Regions from separate parts of the Homo sapiens genome. Here all the other regions are linked to region 1. A link is a contact called in ENCODE Hi-C or POLR2A ChIA-PET data. All regions are on one chromosome and are shown on one strand. Each heading gives the region's core, a stretch centred on a gene start or an enhancer-like site at or near the end of the contact. The rest is flanking DNA. Distances are from core to core; before and after follow the strand shown. Region 1 has its middle 49 kb from the start of MIR9902-1. Region 2 overlaps VPS37B (VPS37B subunit of ESCRT-I). Region 3 holds the start of CLIP1 (CAP-Gly domain containing linker protein 1). Region 4 has its middle 31 kb from the start of CLIP1. Region 5 holds the start of HIP1R (huntingtin interacting protein 1 related).

Region 1 (4,508 bases), core at 1,081-3,580:
AGGCATGCTGGTGTGCACCTGTGGCCCCAGTTACTTGGGAGGCTCAGGTGGGAGGATCTCTTGAGCTTGAGAGGTCAAGGCTACAGCGAGCTGAGATCACATCACTGCACTCCAGCCTGGGCAACAGAGTGAGTTTCTCTCAGAAAAAACAAATAAAATAAACAAAATTGAAAGGGAAGGACATTTTGGCTCACACTGCAAACATGAATGATCATTGAGGACATTATGCTGAGTGAAATAAGCCAGTCACAAAAGGACGAATCTTGCATGATTCCCCTTATACGAGGTCCTTAGATTAGTTGAATCCAGAGACAGAAAGTAGGATGGTGGTTGCCGGGAGCTGGGGTGAGGAAGAATGGGGAGTCAGTGTTTAATGGGTCCAAAGTTTCAGTTTCACAAGATCGAACTGGAGATGGATGGTAGTGATGATTGTATAAGAAAATAAATGTATTTAATGCCACTGGACTGAACACTTAGAAGTTATTAAGACGGCAAATTTTATGTATACTTTACTATAAGTTTTGTTTTTGAGACAGTCTCACTCTTTCGCCCAGGCTGGAATGCAGTGGCACAATCTCGGCTCACTGCAACCTCAGCCTCCAGGTTCAAGCAATCCTCCTGCCTCAGCCTCCCTAGTAGCTGGGATTACAGACATGTGCCACCATGCCCAGCTAATTTTTGTATTTTTAGTAGAGACGGGGTTTTGCCATGTTGGCCAGGCTGGTCTCGAACTCCTGACCTCAGGTGATCCACCTGCCTTGGCCTCCCAAAGTGCTGGGATTAATTACAGGTGTGAGCCACCGTGCCCGGCCTATTTTACTATAATTTTTAAAAACTAAAACATGGAAATAATATGATTCCTAATCTATACTGGGAATGTTCTGTTACCTGATCTGAGTGTTGTCACACGGGCATGATGACTTCATGAAAGTCTATTATAATTTCTGTATTTTTCTGTATGTTAGTTGACTTCAGTAAAACTTATGATTATTACTTCTATTTATTATTATTATCATCATCATTGTTATTAGAGATGGGGTATCATTATATTGCCCAGGCTGGTCTTAAACTCCTGGGCTCGCATAATCTTCCCACCTTGGCTTCCCAAAGTGCTGGGATTACAGGCGTGGGCGACTGTGTCTGGCCAGATTATTTCTAATCAATAACTACACAGAAAGCACACTGTTATTTAAAGGATTCTATACTTCACCCAAAGGCAGAAGCAGTGGAAATTGAGAAAGGAGGTTGTAGTAGGTTGAAGGTTGAAGAGTGCCCTCTGCTAAATTCATGTCTTCCGGGAACCTCAGAAGGTGACCTTATTTGGAAATGGGGTCTTTGCAGATGGAATTAAGATAAGGATCAAGATGAGATCATATAGGATTAGGGTGGGCAATGACAGTGTCCTTAGAAGAGACAGAAGAGGCCAGACAGAGAAGAAGTCCACATGAAGACAGAAGCAGTGATTGGAGTGACGTGGCCATGAGCCAGGGGATGCCTGGAAAAGACAGAGAAGGATCCTCCCCTAGAGACTTTGGAGAGAGTGTGGATCTGCTGGCAGCTTGATTGCTGACTTCTGGCCTCCAGAACTATGAGAAAATAAACTTCTGTTGTTTTGGCGAGGCATGGTGGCTGACACCTGTAATCCCAGCACTTTGGGAGGCCAAGAGCAGGTGGATCACTTGAGGTCAGGAGTTAAAGAACAGCCTGGCCAACATGGCGAAACCCTGTCTCTACTAAAAATTAGCCGTGTGTGGTGGCACATGCCTGTAATTCCAGCTACTTGGGAGGCTGAGGCAGGAGAATCGCTTGAACCCGGGAGGTGGAGGTTGCAGTGAGCCAAGATCACGCCATTGCACTCCAGCCTGGGGGACAGAGTGAGACTCCATCTCCAAAAAAAAAAAAAAGCCAACAAAAAACATCTTTTTCATTGTTTCTTACAACCCTTATCACTTACGTTTTCATTTCACCCTCGCTGTCAGCTTCCCTTTGTCCTTCCGAAAGCACAGAAGTAAAAATGAAACATAGAAAAATCCCACCGGTAATCTAGACCGAGCCAGAAGAATGTACCTTTCTGAGAAAAGACCACCCATCAATAGATCTGCACGTGGGGATCTTGTGTTTACATGCCAAACTCGTGAATGGTAGAGCTGTCACCCTAAATGTGGTACCCTGTGGCCGGTTATGAGTCATTAAAAAAAAGGGAGACAGAGATTCACCGGCACATGTGTTCATACTGCTTGATGATGAAACTTTTCTTAGATCTGACCAAAACACCAACTGCCAAGCACATGGCACCACGGGGAAGGGGGAGGGATGAAGTTTTGTAAATTACCACTTCTTCTTTTGAGGTATGAAATATAATGTGGGTTATGAGTAATGTACCCTTTTAAGATATAACCAAGTTACCAAGCCTACCTAAATAACATCAGAAAACATGAGTTGACAATCATTTGGTTTTGAGGTAATAACATTTCCTCCTGATTCATTACATTAGCTCTTTGAATATAAGGAATGTCCTAATGCTTCCTACATATATGTATATTCATATTAAATGAGACAGTTTCAAGCAATTCCAGGAACTTGGATATTAAGTAACTATCATGTCATAAAGAGGGAGTGGGAGTTAGTTAGGCAAAGAGGGAAGGGGAGCAAAGACTTGAAACAGCATGAAACGTGCAGAGAATTGTATCCCGGATACAAGACAGGGAGTGAAAAAGTCTGACCAGAGAGTCTTTTTTTTTGTTGTTAATTTGTATTTTTGTTTATTTATTTATTTTTGAGACAGTCTTGCTCTGTTGCCCAGGTTGGAGTGCAATGGTGCAATCTTGGCTCACTGCAATCTCCGCCTCCCAGGTTCAAACAATTCTCCTGCCTCAGCCTCCCCAGTAGCTGGGATTACAGGCACGCGCCACCACGCCCAGCTAATTTTTGTATTTTTAGTACAGATGGGGTTTCACCATGTTGGCCAGGCTGGTCTCAAACTCCTGACCTGAAGTGATCCACCTGCCTCAGCCTCCCAAAGTGCTGGGATTATAGCTGTGAGCCACCGTGCCAGCCTTTTGTTGTTAATTTTTAATTTTTAACTTTTAGGTACATAGTAGGTGTATATATTTATGGGATACATGAGATATTTTGACACAGGCATGCCATGCGTAATAATCTCATCAGGGTGAATGGGGTGTCCATCACCTTAAACATTTATCCTTTGGGTTACAAACAATTCAGTTATACTCTTTTAGTTATTTTAAAATGTACAATTAAATTATGTTGACTATAGTCACTCTGTTGTGCTATCAATACCAGGTCTTATTCATTCTTTCTATTTTATTATTATTATTATTATTATTTTTGAGACGGAGTTTCACTCTTGTTGCCCAAGCTGGAGTGCAATGGCGTGATCTCAGCTCACTGCAACCTCTGCCTCCTGGGTTCAAGCGATTCTCCTGCCTCAGTCTCCCGAGTAGCTGGGATTACAGGCACGTGCCCCCACGCTCAGCTAATTGTTTGTATTTTTAGTAGAAACGGGGTTTCACCATGTTAGCCAGGCTGGTCTTGAACCCCTGACCTCAGGTGATCCACCCGCCTCGGCCTCCTGAAGTGCTGGGATTACAGGCATGAGCCACCGTGCCCCGCCCATTCTTTCTATTTTCTGTACCCATTAGCCATCCCCACGTCCCCCTCCTCCCCCAACTCCACTACCCTTCCCAGCCTCTAGTAACCATCCTACTCTCTATCTCCATGAGTTCGATTGTTTCAATTTTTAGCTCTCACAAATAAGTGAGAGCTTGTGAAGTTTGTCTTTCTGTACCTGGCTTATTTCATTTAACAGAATGACCTCCAGTTTCATCCATGCTGTTGCAAATGACAGGACCTTATTCTTTTTTATGGCTGAATAGTACTCCATTGTGTATATGTAGCATATTTTCTTTATCTGTTGATGGACACTTAGGTCTCTTCAAGTCTTAGCTATTGTGAATAGGGCTGCAATAAACATGGAGTGCAGCTATCTCTTCCATATACTGATTTCCTTTCTTCTAGGTATACACTCAGTAGTGGGATTGCTGGATCATATGGTAGCTCTATTTTAAGTTTGTTAAAGAACCTCCAAACTTCTCCATAGTGGTTGCACTGATATGGGAGTGCTGGGAGGGGAAGAGCGTGGTCCCTTTAAATGATATGGAAGGGGGGAAGGGAAATGCTGGGTAAAGGAGGGTGTGGTAACTGGCTAGGGCTCCACCCCTACGGACCTAGGTAAGGACAGGCACTCCTGCCTTCCGCGCCCAAATGTTGCATTTCCCATGACTACTCTGGCCCCCCATGCCCCCATCCTGTGCCTATAAAAACCCGAGACCGGCCAGGCGCTGTGGCTCATGCCTGTAATCCCAGCACTTTGGGAGGCTGAGGCGGACGGATCACGAGGTCAGGAGATCAAGACCATCCTGGCTAACACGGTGAAACCCCGTCTCTACTAAAAATACAAAAATAAAAAATTAGCCGGGCGTGGTGGC
Region 2 (4,508 bases), core at 1,219-3,718, 230 kb before region 1:
CTCTGTCACCAGGCTGGAGTGTAGTGGCACAATCTTGGCTCACTGCAACCTCTGCCTCCCGGGTTCAAGCGATTCTCTTGCCTCAGCCTCCTGAGTAGCTGGGACTACAGGCGGGCACCACCCTGCCCAGCTAATTTTTGTATTTTTAGTAGAGATGGGGTTTCACCATGTTGGCCGGGGTGGTCTTGATCTCTTGACCTCGTGACCCACCTGCCTCGGCCTCCCAAAGTGCTGGGATTACAGGCGTAAGCCACCGCACCCGGTCTAGCAGTGGACAGATTTTATGATTCTGTTTGTCATATTTAGTAGCTGCACTCTCCTAAGGAAAGGAACCTCACCTTCCTGTTCACTTTTCTGTCTCCATTGCCTGTACTTCCAGAGCCAGCCCGTGATGATGCCTGAAAAAATTTTTTTTGATGTATGAATAGATGAACAAACAAGCACAGAAGAATACAGTGTGAATACAGTGAAGCCAGAGGTGTACTCTGCGAATACATGAGACACCCTTGAGTGGAATGGTTTCAGTAGATGGATTGTATGAGGTGTGAATTGTATCTCAATCAAGCGGGGCCTCAGGGAGTGCCCACCACTAAGGGTCTAGCTCTGTGTGGCGTTGGTGGGGCTGGGGAAGGTTTAGAAAAGGTTCCGTTGCTAAGACCTTGGTTAGGGTAGAGTTTGCAGCAGAGATTTGGATAGGAGGGCGTTCCAGGCTGAAGAGCCAGTGTGAGCAGAGTCTTTGTGGGAAGAACATTTTATATTCCTGGACCTAATGCTTGTTTAACAAGATGCTTGCTTGTGGCTGGGCGCAGTGGCTCAAGCCTGTAATCCCAGCACTTTGGGAGGCTGAGGCAAGAGGATCGCTTGAGCTCAGGAGGTCAAGGTTGCAGTGAGCCATGATTGCACCACTGCATGTCAGCCTGCGTGATAGAACAAGACCCTGTCTCAAAAAATAAAAAATGACAATAAAGATTGCTTGTTAAATAAAATGTGATTTATTTACTTTGCATAAATACTATGCCTTCTGAGAATGCTGTAGGTGCGGGCATATTTTGTTTTTATCCTAACGCAGCCCAAATTCCAAGTACACACTGGATTTTGAGCATTTAAAGGACTTCCGGTGCTATTAAGGATTCCCATTTGTTTGTTCAAGTTTGCTAAACGAATTCAGTCATGTCACTTACTTAGTTGTTGTAAGTATTATATTACAGTGTGAAGGGGGTAAAAAGAACTGCTATGAGTATCTTTCCATGAAGAAGATTTAGCTTGGAAATGTGGGCAGATTTGTCTGCCTTTGTGTTTAGGAAGGCACAATTATAATTACAGGTGGAGGAGCTAGACACTGGCCAGCTGGAATCAGAATTTCACATTGTAGAAGTGTCTGGTCTGGAAAGCATCCATGGGAAACCTACACCCTTGACCCAGCATTGGCCACAGAGCTGCAGGCGGTCTCCTGCCTCTGCCTCTGCCCCTGCGTGCCTCTCCTTTGTAGCAGCCGTGGCATATGCAGAGGGGACTGTAGATCTCTTTTCTTTCTTGCTGACTTTATTTTCTACCACACTCCCCCAACCCAAATAAAGAAATAATGACATGTGCATTTGAGATAGTGTGTGTGTTTTTTTTTTTTCTCTTTCTGAGATGGAGTCTTACTCTGTTGCCCAGGCTGAAGTGCAGTGGTACAATCTTAGCTCACTGCAACCTCTGCTTCCCAGGTTCAAGCAACTCTCATGCCTCAGCCTCCCCAGTAGCTGGGATTATAGGCACCCGCCACCACAGCTGGCTAATTTTTTTGTATTTTTAGTAGAGGTGGGGCTTCATCATTTTGGCTAGGCTGGTCTCGAACTCCTGACCTCAAGTGATCCATCCGCCTTGGCCTCCCAAAGTGCTGGGATTACAGGTACGAGCCACCGTGCCCAGCCAGACTGTGTGTTCTGAGAGAGTTACATATATTAATGTAAGCATCCCAAGAGATAAAAAGAGACCTCCACATTTCTGCCTGGATAAGTATATATAAGATACTTTTTTTTAACTTAAAACAGAAAAACCCTTTCTCTACAAAGTTATGCGTGCTTGCTCTAATGAATCAAACACTGTGATAGTTAAAAGTAGAAAGTGGAAAGTAAAAAAATCATACCACTCGGGCTGCTGCTGTTACCCTGGGGTGAGCATGCTTCCAGAGAGTTCTCTGTGCTCATGCACGGATAGGTGGGCAGAAATAAGTTTAGACAAGCCAGGTCCTACTACAAATGCTGTAATCAGGCATCTCATTTTTCTTCACTTATGAGAAGTAATGGAAACTGAAGTGAAACTGAGTAAATTTATAAGAATGTTTCTTTACCACAGAGAGATTATTTCCTGAAAAGACTTTTCTATGGTTAACAAAAAGGATCATGAGAATGATCAAGAGGTTGGCATCACTGTTTTCAATTTCAGGTATCTGTTGGTGCCTACCATGAAACAAAGACAGTGGCAACTTAAGATTTTTTTTTTTTTTTTTTTTTAGTTTGATGGTTCCTAAAATACCTCTCTAAGCATTCTCAGATTTACTGTACAGATTTGGTCACAGACATTGAGGCTGGAATCAGTCGGAGAGGGGTGGAGAGCCGGGTGTATGTGGCCGGAGTGGCTGCCATCTGGGCCTTGCTGAGTGGTGTATGCTGCGCCTGTGGAGGCCTCCCGGGCCTGTCCTGGCCAATTTGCCTTTGCTTTGCAAATGAACAAAGCTGTTGTTTCTCCTCCCCCCTTTTTTTTTCCAACTGTAACAATGAAAAGATTGAGGAAAGAGTTTCTACATTGATTGTAGCATCCAAGGTGTGTTCTGGGGCAGGTTTTGAGTGTTAAAAAGTTTTATCCAATGCTTAAGAAAAGACATTCACCTTCAGCACATGCATCCTGGCCATTGTCCCTACTGCCATTATCCTGCAGGATGCTGTGGGTATTCTCTGGGTGGCCACTTAGAATTTACTGTATTTGTCTGGGTGTGGTGGCTCATGCTTGTAATCCTAGAACTTTGGGAGGCCGAGGCAGGGAGATTACTTGAGGTCAGGAGTTCAAGACCAACCTGGCTAATGTGGCAAAACCTCGTCTCTACTAAAAATACAAAAAAAAAAAAAAAAAAAAAAATTAGCCAGGTGTGGTACACACCTGTAATCCCAGCTACTTGAGAGGCTGAGGCACGGGAATTGCTTGAACCTGGCAGGCGGAGGCTGCAGTGAGCTGAGATCACGCCACTGCATTCCAGTCTCGGTGACAGAGCGAGACTCTGTCTCAATTTAAAAAAAAAGTTATCGTATTTATATGAAAACATCTGAATACCCAAAGGATATTTAAAAAATCACTGCCAGTTTAACAGTCCTCAGTTGGAGTTTTTTTTTTTTTTTTTTTTTTTTTTTTTTTTTTGAGACGGAGTTTCACTCTTGTTGCCCAGGCTGGAGTGCAGTGGCGCGATCTTGGCTCACTGCAACCTCTGCCTCCCAAGTTCAAGTGATTCTTCTGCCTCAGCCTCCGAGTAGCTGGGATTACAGGCATGTGCCACCATGCCCGGCTAATTTTGTATTTTTCTTAGAGAAGGGGTCTCTCCATGTTGGTCAGGCTGGTCTTGAACTCCTAACCTCAGGTGATCTGCCTGCCTCAGCCTCCCAAAGTGCTGGGATTACAGGTGTGAGCCACCGCACTCGGCCTCAGTTGGAGTTTTATTTGGCCTCTTTTGATGCCTGGTGGCTTATGTGTGTCCTATACAAAACAAATTGCCTTTTTTCCCCAGACCCCAGAAATGTGGACACGTGAGTTGTCTTTATTATAGTCCACGCTTTCCTTGTGTTCTTCTCCTCTAGGACTTTCTAATATATAGGACAAGTGATTTTGACTTGACTTAAACCCTACGGAAATAAGATTTTGTTTGTAGATGCATTTGTATGGTGAAACTGGAGCAAAAGTCTTCAGCTTAGCGGTATGTATCAGCAGGGAGCTTTGAAGGCAGCATCCATGCCTGGCCCCTCCTGAAGAGCTCAACAGGTAGGGGTTGGTCGGGACATTGAGATTTGTAACAGCAGCCTCCCTACTCCCCAGTAAACGGGGATCGTAAGGCACAGCCGAGGCTGAGACTGCTGTGGGGTAGTCTAGGCCGCCTGCTGGAATGTCGGTCGGTGCTGCATTGAGCGCTGTCTTTCAAGTGGTTGCGTGGGAGACCTGCACTTGCTGTGTGCTACCTTGACTGAGGACTTTTGAGGAAATTCTGTTTGACAATTACTTTAAGGTCCAGCGTGACACCCTCCCTCAGACTTAGTCTCTAGTGACTTTCTGATGGGAGCGCCTCTGCTTCATCAAGGATTGGAGGCACTTAGCTCTCAACAAACTTAGGTCGCTTTTTTTCCTCCACAGTTTTGTTACCTCCCTTATTTGCCAGGCTTGGCTTTGAGTGAATCTTGGCTTTTTTGGGGTTGTGGGGGGCTCTCTGATTCATTCAGCAGATCTTCACTGAGTGGCAGATGTGTGCAAAGTGCTTGGGATGC
Region 3 (4,508 bases), core at 1,154-3,653, 220 kb after region 1:
GTCTCCCTCTGTCGCCCAGGCTGCAGTGCGGTGGTGCTATCTTGGCTTATTGCAACCTCCGCCTCCTGGGTTCAAGCAATTCTTCTGCCTCAGCCTCTCTAGTAGCTGGGATTACAGGCATGCGCCACCATGCCCGGCTAATTTTTGTATTTTTAGTAGATACGGGGTTTCACTATATTGGCCAGGCTGGTCTCGAGCTCCTGACCTCGTGATCAGCCCGCTGTGCCCGGCTGATATATTTTTTAAAAAATAAAAATTAATGGCCGGGCACGGTGGCTCACGTCTGTAATCCCAGCACTTTGGGAGCCCAAAGCAGGCGGATCACGAGGTCAGGAGATCGAGACCATCCTGGCTAACACGGTGAAACCCTGTCTGTACTAAAAAAATACAAAAAATTAGCCGGGCGTGGTGGCGGGCACCTGTAGTCCCAGCTACTCGGGAGGCTGAGGCAGGAGAATGGCGTGAACCCGGGAGGCAGAGCTTGCGGTGAGCCGAGATCGCACCACTGCACTCCAGCCTGGGCGACAGAGTGAGACTCCATCTCAAAAAAAAAAAAAAAAAAAAAAATTAACGCCAAGACTCCATGATGAACAAAATGATATAATTATAAATAAATAAGCAAATGATGAACATGACAATGACATAGAATAACCCATGAGAACAAGCAAATATACACACACACACACACACACATATATATACATATATATATACATGTGTATATATATATATATTTTTTGAGACAGAGTCTCCCTCCGGCACCCAGGCTGGAGTGTAGTGGCTTGAACTCTGGTCACAGCAACCTCCGCCTCCCGGGTTCAAACAATTCTCGTGTCTCAGCCTCCCGAGTAGCTGGGACTACAGGCATGCACCACCATGCCCAGTTAATTTTTGTATTTTTTGTTAGAGACGGGGTTTCACCATGTTGGCCAAGCTGGTCTTGAACTCCTGTCTGCAGGTGATCCACCCACCTGGGTCTCTCAAAGTGCTAGAATTACAGGCGTGAGCCACCACACCCAGCCCCAAAACAATATTTTTAATAAAGACAGGCTCAGCCTACTGAGTAGAGAAGAAAAGACAAGCCCATAAGTGTTCCTAGCTGAACTCCCCCATTAGAAGTGGTCTGTGCCTCATCCTATGACATCTATGATTCCACAGCTTGCTGATTACAGCTGAAGACTGTTTAGATTAGGGGGTGAGGCGCGCCTTTCAGATTAGGAATATGGATATGGGATTTCAGGAGTACCACCACCACCTGACCTTGCAGCCTGTAAATTAGGGCGATGTTGAATTAGGTAACAGCATTTCGAGGGATTTCAGACATGAATGGAGAGGAGGGGCCAGGAGACAAATTTACATAGTTCAGAACTTCGTGCATTACCAGAGCAGTTCCCTCTTCCTGCTGGTCCAGGCAGCACGGTGCTTTGAATAAAGGTCAGCTAGAGGGGTCACCCGCCGATTATTCTCTTCTACTGGCAAGGAGGAGGAAGCCCCTGCCCCCTTATCCACCACAAAATCCTGGGCTTCCCCGACAGCTGCAAATTCCTCCCTGGAGATGTAAGGCTTCTGGGGTTGCCATGGTCCATGGGAGTGAAATGCTGGCCGCCCTCTGCTACCCCAGCCCCGAGCAGGCTGTTGCAGCCTTCCCTCCTGTCCCTTTCAAAAGCTTTTAAAGGAAATCCCAGGGGGGAAGGAGGATGGGACACTAACCAGGGCTTCCGTCCAAGCAGCCAGGGCGAATAAAAGGGGCTTTTCTCAAACGAACGGAGCAAACCCTGGGATCGTTTCAAAGGATTTTTAACCCGCGGTCGTTCCCGGAGGGAAGTGGGGAGCAGATACAGTTCTTCCCAAGCTTAACCTGCTCTACAGTTCCTTTCAGCATTTTCTCCAGGGACGCCTCATCCAGGGTCTTTCCCTGGAGGGAGGCGAGGGCAGAGATGATCCTTCCCAATCCCCAACTTAACCTGCTTCGGAAGCGCCTTGCAGCCTGTTTCAAAGGATTTCTCACCCTTGTCTGGCGGGAAGGGGAGGGCAAACAAATGAATCAGCCCCAAAGAGCGGGCTGAGGTCGAGGCTGAATGGGGCTCTTGGGTGTGACTTGCAAATTCTGGGAACACTTTGCAGAAATGACGAGAAGCCCCTCGGAGCAGGCCTGTGGGTTTTCCCTCGCACCTTGCTCCCCAAGCCGGGGCTCGGGAGGGTTCGAGGGCGGAGCGGCGGGCGCGCCGGGGCCAGGGTCCTCCCGGGGCCGCGGTGGGCGCAGACAAAGAGGCGGCGGGGCGGCGCGGGGCCGGGCGCGGGCCGCAGGGCCGGTGCGGACTCGAGGGGCCGGGCCGGCCGGGCCGGCCGGGCGGGCGCGGCGGCGGAGCGCTGGGAGGAGCCGCGCGGCGTCTTCTCCTGGCAGCGCGCGCCCGCCCGGCCCCGCGGCGGCGGCGGCGCGTCACGCTCTCCCCCGCCCCGAGCCGACGAGCCGGGAGGCGGGAGGCGGCGGCCGCGGCGGCTGCTGCTGCTGCAGTGGGACAGGTGGCGGCGACCGGCGGCGTCCGAGGAGGTGAGCAGGGGGCGGCGCGGGCCCTCTCCCTTTCCCGGCACCCCCTGCTCCCCTGCCGGCTTCCCGGCCTGCGGGGCCCGCCCAGGGTCGGGTCGGGGGTCGAAGCCCGGCGTCCGGGAGCGGGGCCGAGCCTCGCGCGCCGGAGCCGTCCGGGAGGGGACCGCGGGAGTCTCGGGTGGCCGGCGCCGGAGGCCGGGGGTCCCTGGGGGGCTCCTCCGGAGCTGGAAAAGTGGCGGCCCTGTCAGCGCCGAGCCGGGCCTTCGCTTCCTCCGCCCGCCTCAAGATGGAGCTTGGACTCCTTGCCCCTGCGCCGCCCCAGGCGCCGCTCTCTCCCTGGCGCCCCGCTCCCTCTCCTGGGCCCCGGGGCGGATGTGGGATCGGCCGGACCCCGGGAGGCCGAAGCCGGGCGGGACCTGTTGCCCCGGGCGCCGCGCCTGTCACCTGAGCATTCCTCAGGCCCCGGGTGCCCGGCGCCCGCGATCCGGCATGGAGGGCACCCTGGCCCGGCCTCCCCCGCTGCCCCGGCTTTTGTTTTCCTCTCAAGTGGGGCTGTGATTCTCGGAGACCGGGGAAGGCTGGAGGTGGCCAGATCGCTCTCGGGTTTCCGAAATCACACCGCTGCCCGGTAATCCGAACCTTCTACCGCGGCAGGGGATTGGCGCGGAAGGCAGATGACACTTGTTCAGAGGTTATTTTACAAGCAGAACCTAGCGATTGCCCGAATTGGAAGGTCCTGCCTTTCAAAAATCGGGTTTTGATTCGGGGGTGAATCCTGAATCCGGCTGTTTCTCCACTTCATGTGGCTTTTCCATCTGGCAGGAGCCGAGCGCCACCCCCTCCTCCCTGCACAGCCCCACCTCTTTGGTATGAAGAAATTACACGTTGTCCGTCATCGGTTTAGATACCTGTTTTTAGCAAAACTTGGGCGCCAGTGAACTGTTTTTTAAAACAAAGGGTGGAGAAGATTCTGTAATTGTGTGTGTGTGATTCAGCAGCCTGGCCTTCTTCCTCTTTTAGGACAGTGGCCCCTAGCAGCTCTATAAGTATTAAGTGCTGTGGCCACTGCTGTCATTAGGGTTATGATTCTGGCTGTTCTTATTATTTGATTTGTGTCACTACTGTTAGCGATGGTATCCACGAATCAGGAGAGTATCCCAGAGTCAGGAATGTGTTTGTTTGACTTTTAGATTTAATGATAACCTTTAGCAAGAATCCCCAGGCATGTCGCTTCTCAGACTTGGGGCCTTTTTTTCTCTGTAAATTATAACAATGAACATTTATTGAAGGCATCTTGTGGCCAGGCTCTGGGCTAGCTTTTTATGTGTTTTATTTCATTTAATCAACCCTAACCCAGTGAGCGTGCTGTCGTCATGTGCATTCGGCAGGAGGGTCATAGAAAGGTCAAGTAACTTGACCAGGGTTATACAGCTAAGCACCTGAAGTCAGAATACCTTTTACCAGCATGTGAACTCAGGTATTCTGACTTCAGGTGCTTAGTTATTCGATTAGTATAGGGAATCTGTGGCAAAAAGCAAGGCTAGTCTGTCTGTCTGTCTATCCATCCATCAATCAATCAATCAATCAATGAGAGGGAGCCTCAATCTGTCCCCCCGGCCAGAGTGCAGTGGCGTGATCTCAGCTCACTGCAATCTCGGCCTCCCAGGTTTAAGCGATTCTCGTGCCTCAGCCTCCTGAGTACTGGAATTACAGGTGCCCGCCACCACGCCCGGCTAATTTTTGTATCTGTGGTAGAGATGGGGTTTCACCACGTTGCCCAGGCTGATTTCGAACTCCTGGGCTCAAGTCATCCACCTGCTTTGGGCTCCCAAAGTGCTGGGATTACAGGTGTGAACTACCGCACCTGGCCCCAAGGCTGGTCTACATTAAAGCAAAGTTGAAGTGGGTAATTGCTTGGCCAAAGGCTTGTGCCCGATTTTTAAGGTTCAGAGAAAGCAGT
Region 4 (4,508 bases), core at 536-3,035, 190 kb after region 1:
AGGCGCCCGCCACCACGCCTGGCTAATTTTTTGTATTTTTTTTTAAGTAGAGACGGGGTTTATCCATGTTAGCCAGGATGGTCTCGATCTCCTGACCTCGTGATCCGCCCGCCTCGGCCTCCCAAAGTTCTGGGATTACAGGCGTGAGCCACTGCGCCCGGCCTTTCCTTCTTTCTTTTTCTTTTCTTTTTTCTTTCTTTTTTTTTTTTTTTTTGAGACGGAGTCTCGCTGTGTCACCCAGGCTGGAGTGCAGTCTCGGCTCACTGCGAGCTCCGCCTTCTGGGTTCACGCCATTCTCCTGCCTCAGCCTCCTGGGAGTAGCTGGGACTACAGGCGCCCACCACCACACCAGGCTAATTTCTTTGTATTTTTAGTAGAGATGGGGTTTCACCATGTTAGCCAGGATGGTCTTGATCTCCTGACCCGGTGATCCGCCTGCCTTGGCCTCCCAAAGTGCTGGGATTACAGGCGTGAGCCACTGCGCCCAGCCTTTTTTTTTTTTTTTTTTTTTTTTTTTTTGAGACAGCATCTTGCTCTGTCACTACTCAGGCTGGAGTGCAGAGGCATGATCACGACTCACTGCAGCCTCAACTTCCAGAGGCTTAAGTGATCCTCCTGCCTCAGCCTCCCAAAGTGCTAGGTTTACAGACTGAGTCCCCACACTCTGCCTTTATGGAGACTTCTTCATGCAGGCGTGATCCATTATTAACTTAATCTCCAGCCCTTTCCCCTCACCCAGAAGACGGAGGGTGAGGCTGAAAGTTTCAGGATGCTAATCATGGTTTGGTCATTCTGGTGACCAGCCCCCATCCTGAAGCTATCCAAGAGCCCACCAAGTTTGGCTTCATTAGAACAATAGGTCTTCCTGTCACCCAGAAAATTCCAAAGGATTAGGCGCTCGTATTAGGAGACAGGGTCAAAGACCAAATGGTAGAACGAAAGATGCTCCTAACATTTTTTGCTTTAGAAACTGCAAAGGTTTTAGGAGCTCTGGCCAGAAGCCAGGGGCAACAAAGATCAAAATGTATATTTCTATTTTTTTTTTTTTTTGACACAGAGTCTCGCTCTGTCACCCAGGCTGGAGGGCAGTGGTGCGATCTTGGCTCACTGCAGCCTCCGCCTCGCGGGTTCAAGTGATTCTCCTTCTCAGCTTCCCGAGTAGCTGGAATTACAGGCATGTGCCACCATGCCCAGCTAACTTTTGTATTTTTAGTAGAGACGGCGTTTCACTGTGTTGGCCAGGCTGCTCTCAAACTCCTGGCCGAAAGTGATCTGCCCACTTTGGCCTTCTAAAGTGCTGGGATTACAGGCGTGAGCCACCATGCCCGGCCTATTTCTTATTATGTCACAATATCACATCCTATCAGCAGGAGGGAGAAAAGAAAGATAAATGTTTGCCCTCTCCCTTTAAGAAAACTGCCTGGACTGGACACTGTAGCTCACCCCTGTAATCGTAACTACTCGAAGGCTGAGGCCGGAGGATCGCTTGAGCCCAGGAGTTCAAGTTTGCAGTGAACTGTAATCATGCCACTATACTCTAGCCTGGGCAACAGAGCAAGCCTCCATCTCTTACACACACACACACACACACACACACACACACACACACTTCCAAGAGGTTGCATGGGCTACTTCAGCTTGGCCAGAACTTATTTTCATGGCCATCCCTAATAACACAGGAAGTTAGGAAATGTCTTCATTCTGGATGTCACATGGCAGGAAGAATCAGATACAGGAAGAGGGTAGAATGGCTTTGAGGGGGGCGGGACTTCTGGTAGTCTCTGCTTCAGTCTTTGAAAATGGAAGCACAGTAGTGAATGTTATAGTTGACTGTGCAATACTCACTTTACCCTGATCATGGTATATTCAGGGTGGACAGACCTGGGCCCATCTGGGCCCACCTGGGCCAAGGAGATGCATGCCAGAGGGTGCGTGTGTGCGTGCACGTGTGTGTGTGCATGCACACGCACACTTAGAAAACCATAGGAAAGGCCAGGAGCAGTGGCTCACACCTGTAATCCCAGCACTTTGGGAGGCCGAGGCAGGCGGATCACCTGAGTTCAGGAGTTCGAGACCAGCCCGGCCTAAAGGGCGAAACCCCGTCTCTACTAAACATACAAAATTAGCCAGGTGTGGTGGCGCAGGCCTGTAGTCCCAGCTACTAGGGAGGCTGAAGTAGGAGAATCGCCTGAACCTGGGAGGCAGAGGTGGCAGTGAGCCAAGATTGCACCACTGCACTCCAGCCTGGGGAGACAGAGTGAGACTCTGTCTCAAAAAAAAAAAAAAAAAAAAAAAGCAAAAGCAAAAGCAAAAGCAAAGCAAACCACAAGAAAGCATGAATAGGAAATTGTCAGGCCTCTGAGCCCAAACTAAGCCATCATATCTCCTGTGCTGCACGAATACATCCAGATGGCCTGAAGCAACTGAAGATCCACAAAAGAAGTGAAAATAGCCTTAACTGATGACATTCCACCACTGTGATTTGTTTCTGCCCCACCCTAACTGATCAATGTACTTTATAATCTCCCCCACCCTTAAGAAGGTTCTTTGTAATTCTCCCCACCCTTGAGAATGTACTTTGTGAGATCCACCCCCTGCCTGCAAAACATTGCTCCTAACTCCACCGCCTATCCCAAAACCTAAAGGAACTAGTGGTAATCACGCCACCCTTTGCTGACTCTCTTTTCGGACTCAGCCCGCCTGCACCCAGGTGAAATAAACAGCCTTGCTGCACACACAAACCCTGTTTGGTGGTCTCCTCACACAACGCATGAGACAGAAATGTATCATATATCATATCCATTGCTCTGGCAACCATCTTACCTTAGGATGGTTGAATGAAGGATGAAGCCACCTCCGCAAATGGCAGAGAAAGAGAAGAAAAGATTTTGGGTGCTTGAGAAATTTAGCGGCTTGAGCCACTACATCAACCAGCCCTGAAGCTGAACCGTGTTGCAAACGTCCTGTTTTGTGAGCTAATGAGTCTCCTTATTGTCTCCGCTAGTCTGAGTTAGACCAGCTGCTGAAATCGTGATAACTGATGTAAACTCTAATAAAATGTAAGGTAATTTTTGACCAGCAGAGCATAAACCTCAACATCTGACTGGTCCCAGCAGATTTAGGCACCCTTATCTCCTTTTAGCTTTAGGAATTTCATTTGGGATTCAAATGGCTTTATCTGACAGGAACATATGCATAGCTGTTTCCAGGTAGGCTCTGATGGCCTGTATTTGATGGAGTAAGATTGGTTTTACATTTAAGAAAGGTTAAAGTAGAGGGGAACAGGCATTCTCATACATTATTGGTGGGGATATAAATTGGCTCACTCTTTTTTGGGAGGGTAATTTTTTTAAAAATGTAAATGTACATATTTTAGATTCAGTGGTTCTAATCTAAGCATTAATCCTACAACTATGTTTGTAAAAGCACACTGTATGCGCTTCAGATTCAAGCTTCTTGGTAAGACAAAAAACATTTTTAAGAAGAAAAGAAATACGAGTATACTATATATGCACCCAAGGCTGTTTATTGTGGCAATGTGTGTAGTAGCAAGTACTGAAAATAACCTAAATGTCTATTGGTAGGAATCTGTTGAAATCATAGCACACTATGATCTTACAACGCAATGGTTTAAAAAAATGAGGAGGCTGGGTACAGTGGCTCGCGCCTGTAATCCCAGCACTTTGGGAATCTGAGGCAGCAGGATCGCTTGAGCCTAGGAGTTCAAGACCAGCCTGAACGACATGGCAAGAACTCATCTCTAGGGAAAAAAAAAATTAAATAATTTAAAATATGGGGCCAGGCGTGGTGGCTCATGTCTATAATCTCAGCACTTTGGGAGGCCGAGGCAGGTGGATCACCTGAGGTTGGGAGTTCGAGACCAGCCTGGCCAACATAGAGAAACCCCGTCTCTACTAAAAATACAAAATTATCCTGTAATCCCGCATACCTGTAATCCCAGCTACTCGGGAGGATGAGGCAGGAGAATTGCTTGAACCTGGGAGGTGGAGGTTGCAGTGAGTAGAGGTTGCACCACTGCACTCCAGCCTGGGCAACAAGAGCAAAACTCTGTCTCAAAAAAAATTTTTTTAATATAAGGTAATCTACATCTTCTGATATGGAAAGAGGTCTATCTAGAGGTCTATCTATATATTCCCCTAATATATGTATTAACTAAAGAGTGTGGGTGTGTGTGTATATATAAAAGATAAGTTGTAATAGATAATATATAACATGTATTATTTAATATATTAACTTTTCTTTGTAATACATGTTAACTAAACTATATTACACATATATGTATGTTACATTTTATATTGTTACTGGAATACATATATTTATATATATATACTTTGTTAATTTTTTTTTGAGACAGAGTCTTGCTCTGTTGCCCAGGCTGGAGTGCAGTGGTGCGATCTCTGCTCACTGCAACCTCCGCCTCCTGGGTCCAAGCAATTCTCTGCCTCAGCCTCCCAAGTAGCTGGGACTACAGGCAGGTGCTACCACAC
Region 5 (4,508 bases), core at 1,136-3,635, 190 kb before region 1:
TCTAATTAAATATTAACCACGTACAAAACCTCATTCTTACATTCCTCAATAAGTCACTGTGAAGACGAGCAAACCCAGACAATGAACTCAAACTCCAACTTTCCAGAAAATGGGGCCCTAGAATAGGTAAGACCTGTGACATTCACCCATTACAAAGTTATTCATTGTTAGTGGCCCTCTTAGCCTCTGAGAAAAAACCAGAGCAAAACAAAACAAAACAATCCACCTTCGGAGAGGTGCCTGTAATCCCAACATCTCGGGAGGCCGAGGTGAGGCGGGTGGATCGCCTGAGGTCAGGAGTTCGAGACCAGCCTGTCCAACATGGTGAAACACCTTCTCTACTGCAAACACAAAAATTAGCCAGGTGTGGTGGCGCACGCTTGTAGTCCCAGCCACTTGGGAGGCTGAGGCAGGAGAATCACTTGAACCCGGGAGGCGGAGGTTGCAGCGAGCTGAGATCATGCCATTGCACTCCAGCCTGGGCAACGAGAGAGACTCTGTCTTTAAAAAAAAAAAAAAAAAATCCACCTTCTTGTGTATCAAACCAACCACTAAAATGTGTGGTCCTGTATCAGAGATTCTCTCTTTGACACTCAGGAAGGTTGCCCTTGACTTCTTATCATTTAAGAGTAAGATCAATGAAGTTGGTCCTTCACATCCCATCTCCTCCATGTAGCAATCAGACCTCTTTATACGTCCTCAAAGGCACGAGAAAAAACTCAGTGAATAAACAAAGTTTCTGACAACATCCAGATATGTCTGCCAATTCAGGTTTTCTCCCTATGATCTACAAGTTCTTGGCACAATTAATTATGTATTGGTGACTTTAAATTTTTTTAAAATGACGGGCTATCCGGGCTGAACCAGTTGATGGTGATGAAGATCACAAGGCTAAATTGGTAATTTGCAGCCACCTGGGTTCCAGCACTTCGCATTTCTAAAGCCTTGATATCCTCAGGATTTATTATCGCTTTCTGGGTCAATCCCAAGCACAAAGGTTAGAAGGTCTCCCTGCGTTCTCTCTCATTTCAAAACGAAAGCTGTTGTAGAGTGCGTGTGCTAACTAGATGTGAAGGCAACCGCAGAAGTCATAGCTCTCTGCAAGGACAAGTGGGACGGAACTTGCAAATAGCCGCCACAAACGCAAATGTCACCAACCTGCTTTAGACAGGAGTGGGAGGGGTCCTCTGGCTTCCTTTATCTCTAGAGTAAAATTTTTCAGCCATTTCAGTCTTGGTTGACTTATTTTGGCAAATAAACAAGTATGCCCCCCTCCACCGCCCATCCCCCAAGCCTGAGAGCACTTCAAGAGTTTGTAAAATAAAAAGCAACAGGAAACCAGAAACGCAGCAACGTCTGCATCGTGGGTCCCCGGCACAAACACAAGTACAAAACGCACACCCGCGCCCTTATTTCATTTCTAACGCCTTCCCAGGATAGGCATCATCTGGAAGAGTTACAAGCGTGGGAGGCGCAGGAAGGGAGCCCCAGGAAGTTTCTGTCTGTCGGGCGCCGGTATTTAATGAGGGGGTGTGCACCTATTTATACGTGGGCAGCGCTCGGGCAAACAAGTCTGGCGACATACGAGAAGCTTTTCACCCAGCAAATAATAGGAGACTGTGCAGCCCTGGGAAACCGCTCACGAGAGAAGGAAGCTGGGAGTTTAAGGAATTTCCTTTAAGGAAATTGCCCGTGGGGGCATCGGTTTCAGGGGGTAGGAGACGGGGGCAGGAGCCGGCAAGGAGCGGCACGGAAGGTCGGGGACCCCAGTCGGGCCGCGCCGGCCCCGGGAGCACCTGGATCCCCAGCCCCCTCGACCCCCGGCGCGCTGGGCTCGCGCACACCCAACCCCGGCCCCATCTCCGTCCCCCGCCGCCTCAGCTCCGGCGCTCCCGGCCCGCGCACACCCTGACCCCGGCCCCCTCAGCCCCGGCGCCTCTGGGCCCGAGCGCCCGGCGGGAGCGGGGAGCGCGGCTTCCGGTTCACCTGCGCGCCGGTCGGCTCGGGCCGCGGAGGCCGGCGGGGGGCGGCAGCGGAGCTCTCGGAGAGCCCGGGCGGACACAGGCCCTGCCCCCGCGCCGTCCCCCGCCCCTGGCCGGCGCCTCCCGGGCCCCAGCCGTTCGCGCGTGAGGGGTCAGGGACGCCGCTTGCCCGCCCGCCCGCCGCCGCCCGCCGCCCGCCGCCCGCCGCCCGCTCGCCTGGGTCTTGTCGAACTGCTCGCGCTCGGCCTCCAGGCTGTGGCCCGGCCTGCGGCTCAGCACCCGCGCCGGCACGTTCTTGATGCTGTTCATCCTGCCGCCGCCGCCCGCTTTTGTCCGGCTCCGTCCGCGCGACTCACAGCCTCACGGTCCGGCAGCCCCAGCCTAGGCACCGCGAGGCCACCGCGCCGCGCCCGGGCCCGCCCGCCGGGGAGGAGCCCGCCTCGCCCCGCCCCCAACTCCAGGGCACGCCCCTCCCCCGCACACCTCCAAACCCGCCCCCCGCGCCCGCAAACGCCTCGCCCGCCCCCAACTCCAGGGCGCGCCCCTCCACCCGCACACCTCCAACCCCACCCCCCGCGATCTCGGGACACGCGCCTCTCCCCGCACATCCCCAACCCCCCATCCCGCGGCGACCCCGGCACACGCCCCGCCCCCCGCACACCTCCAACCCCCACCTCACTCACAAGGTTGGGGCACAGGCCAAACGCCCCCCCAGCTCCTCCCCACCTCTAATCCCCTCCCTAAACCCGGAGGGGAGGGTAGGGGAAGGGGGAGGGGGAACCCCTCCCTCCTCCTTCCACCCAGGGTAGGGACCCCAGCCAATTCCCTCTCCCCACCCCTCCTCCGAACTCACTAAGTCTTGTCTGCACCAGGGCAAGATCTGGTTAATTGGAGAAAATCTGGCCTCCATGAGTCTGGTCGGTGGCAGCACAGATAGACGCTTTTTTTCCTTTTTGGTCTTAATGTATGTGTCAAAAGGCACACAATGACACTCTCCCCTCTTTGTGCAATTCTGACATAGCTGCAGCTGTTATCCATGCGGGGATGCAGGATGCATTTCCAGAGACGCCGCCGGCTCCGCAACCGGACACCTCGCCAGCTCCAGGGACAATGGGGGCTGAGGCCGGGCGCTGTTAGGCTGGCACAGAAGGCAGGCGGATCTGAACAGCAAAGTACACCGAGGAGATGCCGCCAGGGGTGGCGTGAGGCTTTTTAAAAACATTATTATTGGCTTTCCCTTAAAATTACTGGTCACAAGACTGAAGTAAAAAAATAAATAAAAGCCCAGAGTCCTCTCTAAGCGTAGCTCTCAGATGGGTATTGTGTTTCTGCTGTTTCCCTTTCCTATCGGAATGCAGATGTGGAATCATGCATAAAGGTCCCTTGCTTTTGAAGGGAGAGGCACCGCCTGCCTGTAAGGAGGAAAATGACGCCCACGTAATCCTGACCCTTGTCTCCCTAGTGAGACTGTAACCTGTCTGAGGTCAGAGACCCTTTCCTTTCCTTTCCTTTCCTTTCCTTTCCCTTTCCCTTTCCTTTCCTTCCTCCTTCTTTTCTTTCTTTTCTCTCTTTCTCTCTCTTCTTTCTTTCTCTTTCTTTCTTTCTTTTCTTTTCTTCTCTTTCTTTCTTTTCTTTTTTTTTAACCGAGCTTCACTCTTGTTGCCTAGGCTGGAGTGCAATGGCACAATCTCACCTCACCGCAACCTCCGCCTCCTGGGTTCAAGCAATTCTCCTGCCTCAGCCTCCCAAATAGCTGGAATTACAGGCATGTGCCACCACGCCTGGCTAATTTTGTATTTTTAGTAGAGACAGAGTTTCTCCGTGTTGGTCAGGCTGGTCTCGAACTCCCGACCTCAGGTGATCCGCCCGCCTCGGCCTCCCAAAGTGTTGGGATTACAGGCGTGAGCCACCACACCCCGCCAGGGACCCTTTTCTTTAACTGATTCCTCACCCTCCAGCCCAAGAGCTAGAGCTGACCCCAAAAGATAACATTTGCCAAGACTCTCCTGTCACTGCACCAAAAGGAGAAATTAATCCTGTTTTCTCTAATTCCAATCACTAAAAAGCTTCTTTATCAGAATAACGGTAGAATCACAATAGCTGATATGTACTGAATGCTTATTATTTGGCAGGCACTGGGCTAAACCCTTCATATGTAACTTAGTCAACTTAGTTGATAGCTGTGCTCTAATAAAGACCACAGTAAAGGGGCTTTTTGCGGTACTCCAGCTGTTTCTCACACTCCTTTTTCCACACGGAACAAAAGTGGTTCTCCTGTGACCCTTCACGCATATACAGCATCCCTTTTCAACCAGGCAACAGCCCCTGTAGGTCTAGCACATCTGCCACAGAGACTTCCCATTAGCAACTGGCTTTTTAAATAATCACAGAGCCTATTACTGTGCCGGGCACCAGGCTCAGCATCTGTTAAACAGTATCTCACTTATTCTTCTTTAAAGTTGTTGATGAGGCTCGGCACAGTGGCTCACGCCTGTATTCCGAGCACTTTGGGAGGCTGAGGCAGGT

What was found. Hi-C counts contacts between places; a loop is a spot of excess contacts on that map. ChIA-PET counts read pairs that join two places held with the same protein, here RNA polymerase II (POLR2A). Pooled maps may share reads with other maps.
Region 2: a map with no recorded cell type shows a loop between it and region 1 (2.8-fold over the local background). The contact joins two enhancer-like sites. A Hi-C loop is called at or near these places in 5 of 168 maps with a recorded cell type or tissue (Caco-2, HCT116, K562 and 2 more), 3 of 37 single-sample maps with no recorded cell type and 9 of 50 pooled maps. POLR2A ChIA-PET finds 5 or more read pairs at or near these places in 2 of 52 experiments (T-cell and WTC11).
Region 3: a loop to region 1 is called in a pooled map, with 3 times the contacts of the local background. The contact joins the promoter of CLIP1 here to the enhancer-like site in region 1. A Hi-C loop is called at or near these places in 6 of 50 pooled maps. POLR2A ChIA-PET finds 5 or more read pairs at or near these places in 4 of 52 experiments (BJ, GM10248, H1 and 1 more).
Region 4: a pooled map shows a loop between it and region 1 (2.8-fold over the local background). The contact joins two enhancer-like sites. A Hi-C loop is called at or near these places in 1 of 50 pooled maps. POLR2A ChIA-PET finds 5 or more read pairs at or near these places in 5 of 52 experiments (OCI-LY7, activated T-cell and naive thymus-derived CD4-positive, alpha-beta T cell).
Region 5: a loop to region 1 is called in a pooled map, with 4 times the contacts of the local background. The contact joins the promoter of HIP1R here to the enhancer-like site in region 1. A Hi-C loop is called at or near these places in 2 of 37 single-sample maps with no recorded cell type and 10 of 50 pooled maps. POLR2A ChIA-PET finds 5 or more read pairs at or near these places in 3 of 52 experiments (MCF 10A, activated CD4-positive, alpha-beta T cell and endothelial cell of umbilical vein).

What each region holds. Positions count from the first base shown.
Region 1 is chr12:122,644,758-122,649,265 of GRCh38, reverse strand. No RefSeq gene overlaps it. Among named protein-coding and RNA genes, the nearest start is that of MIR9902-1, 49 kb to the left of the region's middle. RefSeq lists enhancers at 1,904-1,963, 2,054-2,123. Within about 2 kb of position 2,330, at least 3 of the 41 ENCODE cell types and tissues checked have a DNase peak (open chromatin) inside an H3K27ac peak, as active enhancers do.
Region 2 is chr12:122,873,836-122,878,343 of GRCh38, reverse strand. The region is part of intron 1 of VPS37B (VPS37B subunit of ESCRT-I); the gene reads left to right. Among named protein-coding and RNA genes, the nearest start is that of VPS37B, 20 kb to the left of the region's middle. RefSeq lists a silencer at 1,394-1,602 and an enhancer at 2,327-2,496. Within about 2 kb of position 2,468, at least 5 of the 41 ENCODE cell types and tissues checked have a DNase peak (open chromatin) inside an H3K27ac peak, as active enhancers do.
Region 3 is chr12:122,420,564-122,425,071 of GRCh38, reverse strand. CLIP1 (CAP-Gly domain containing linker protein 1) reads left to right here and starts at 2,403. Exons shown (of 26, transcript NM_001247997.2): 1 at 2,403-2,551. RefSeq lists an enhancer at 1,128-1,227 and silencers at 2,337-2,686, 2,707-3,106.
Region 4 is chr12:122,451,333-122,455,840 of GRCh38, reverse strand. No RefSeq gene overlaps it. Among named protein-coding and RNA genes, the nearest start is that of CLIP1, 31 kb to the right of the region's middle. Within about 2 kb of position 1,785, at least 7 of the 41 ENCODE cell types and tissues checked have a DNase peak (open chromatin) inside an H3K27ac peak, as active enhancers do.
Region 5 is chr12:122,833,334-122,837,841 of GRCh38, reverse strand. It overlaps HIP1R (huntingtin interacting protein 1 related), which reads right to left and starts at 2,385. Exons shown (of 32, transcript NM_003959.3): 1 at 2,199-2,385. The coding sequence starts at 2,291. It overlaps LOC124903040 (a long non-coding RNA gene), which reads left to right and starts at 2,609. Exons shown (of 2, transcript XR_007063501.1): 1 at 2,609-2,668; 2 at 3,004-3,287. RefSeq lists silencers at 1,874-2,073, 2,244-2,483 and an enhancer at 2,734-2,783.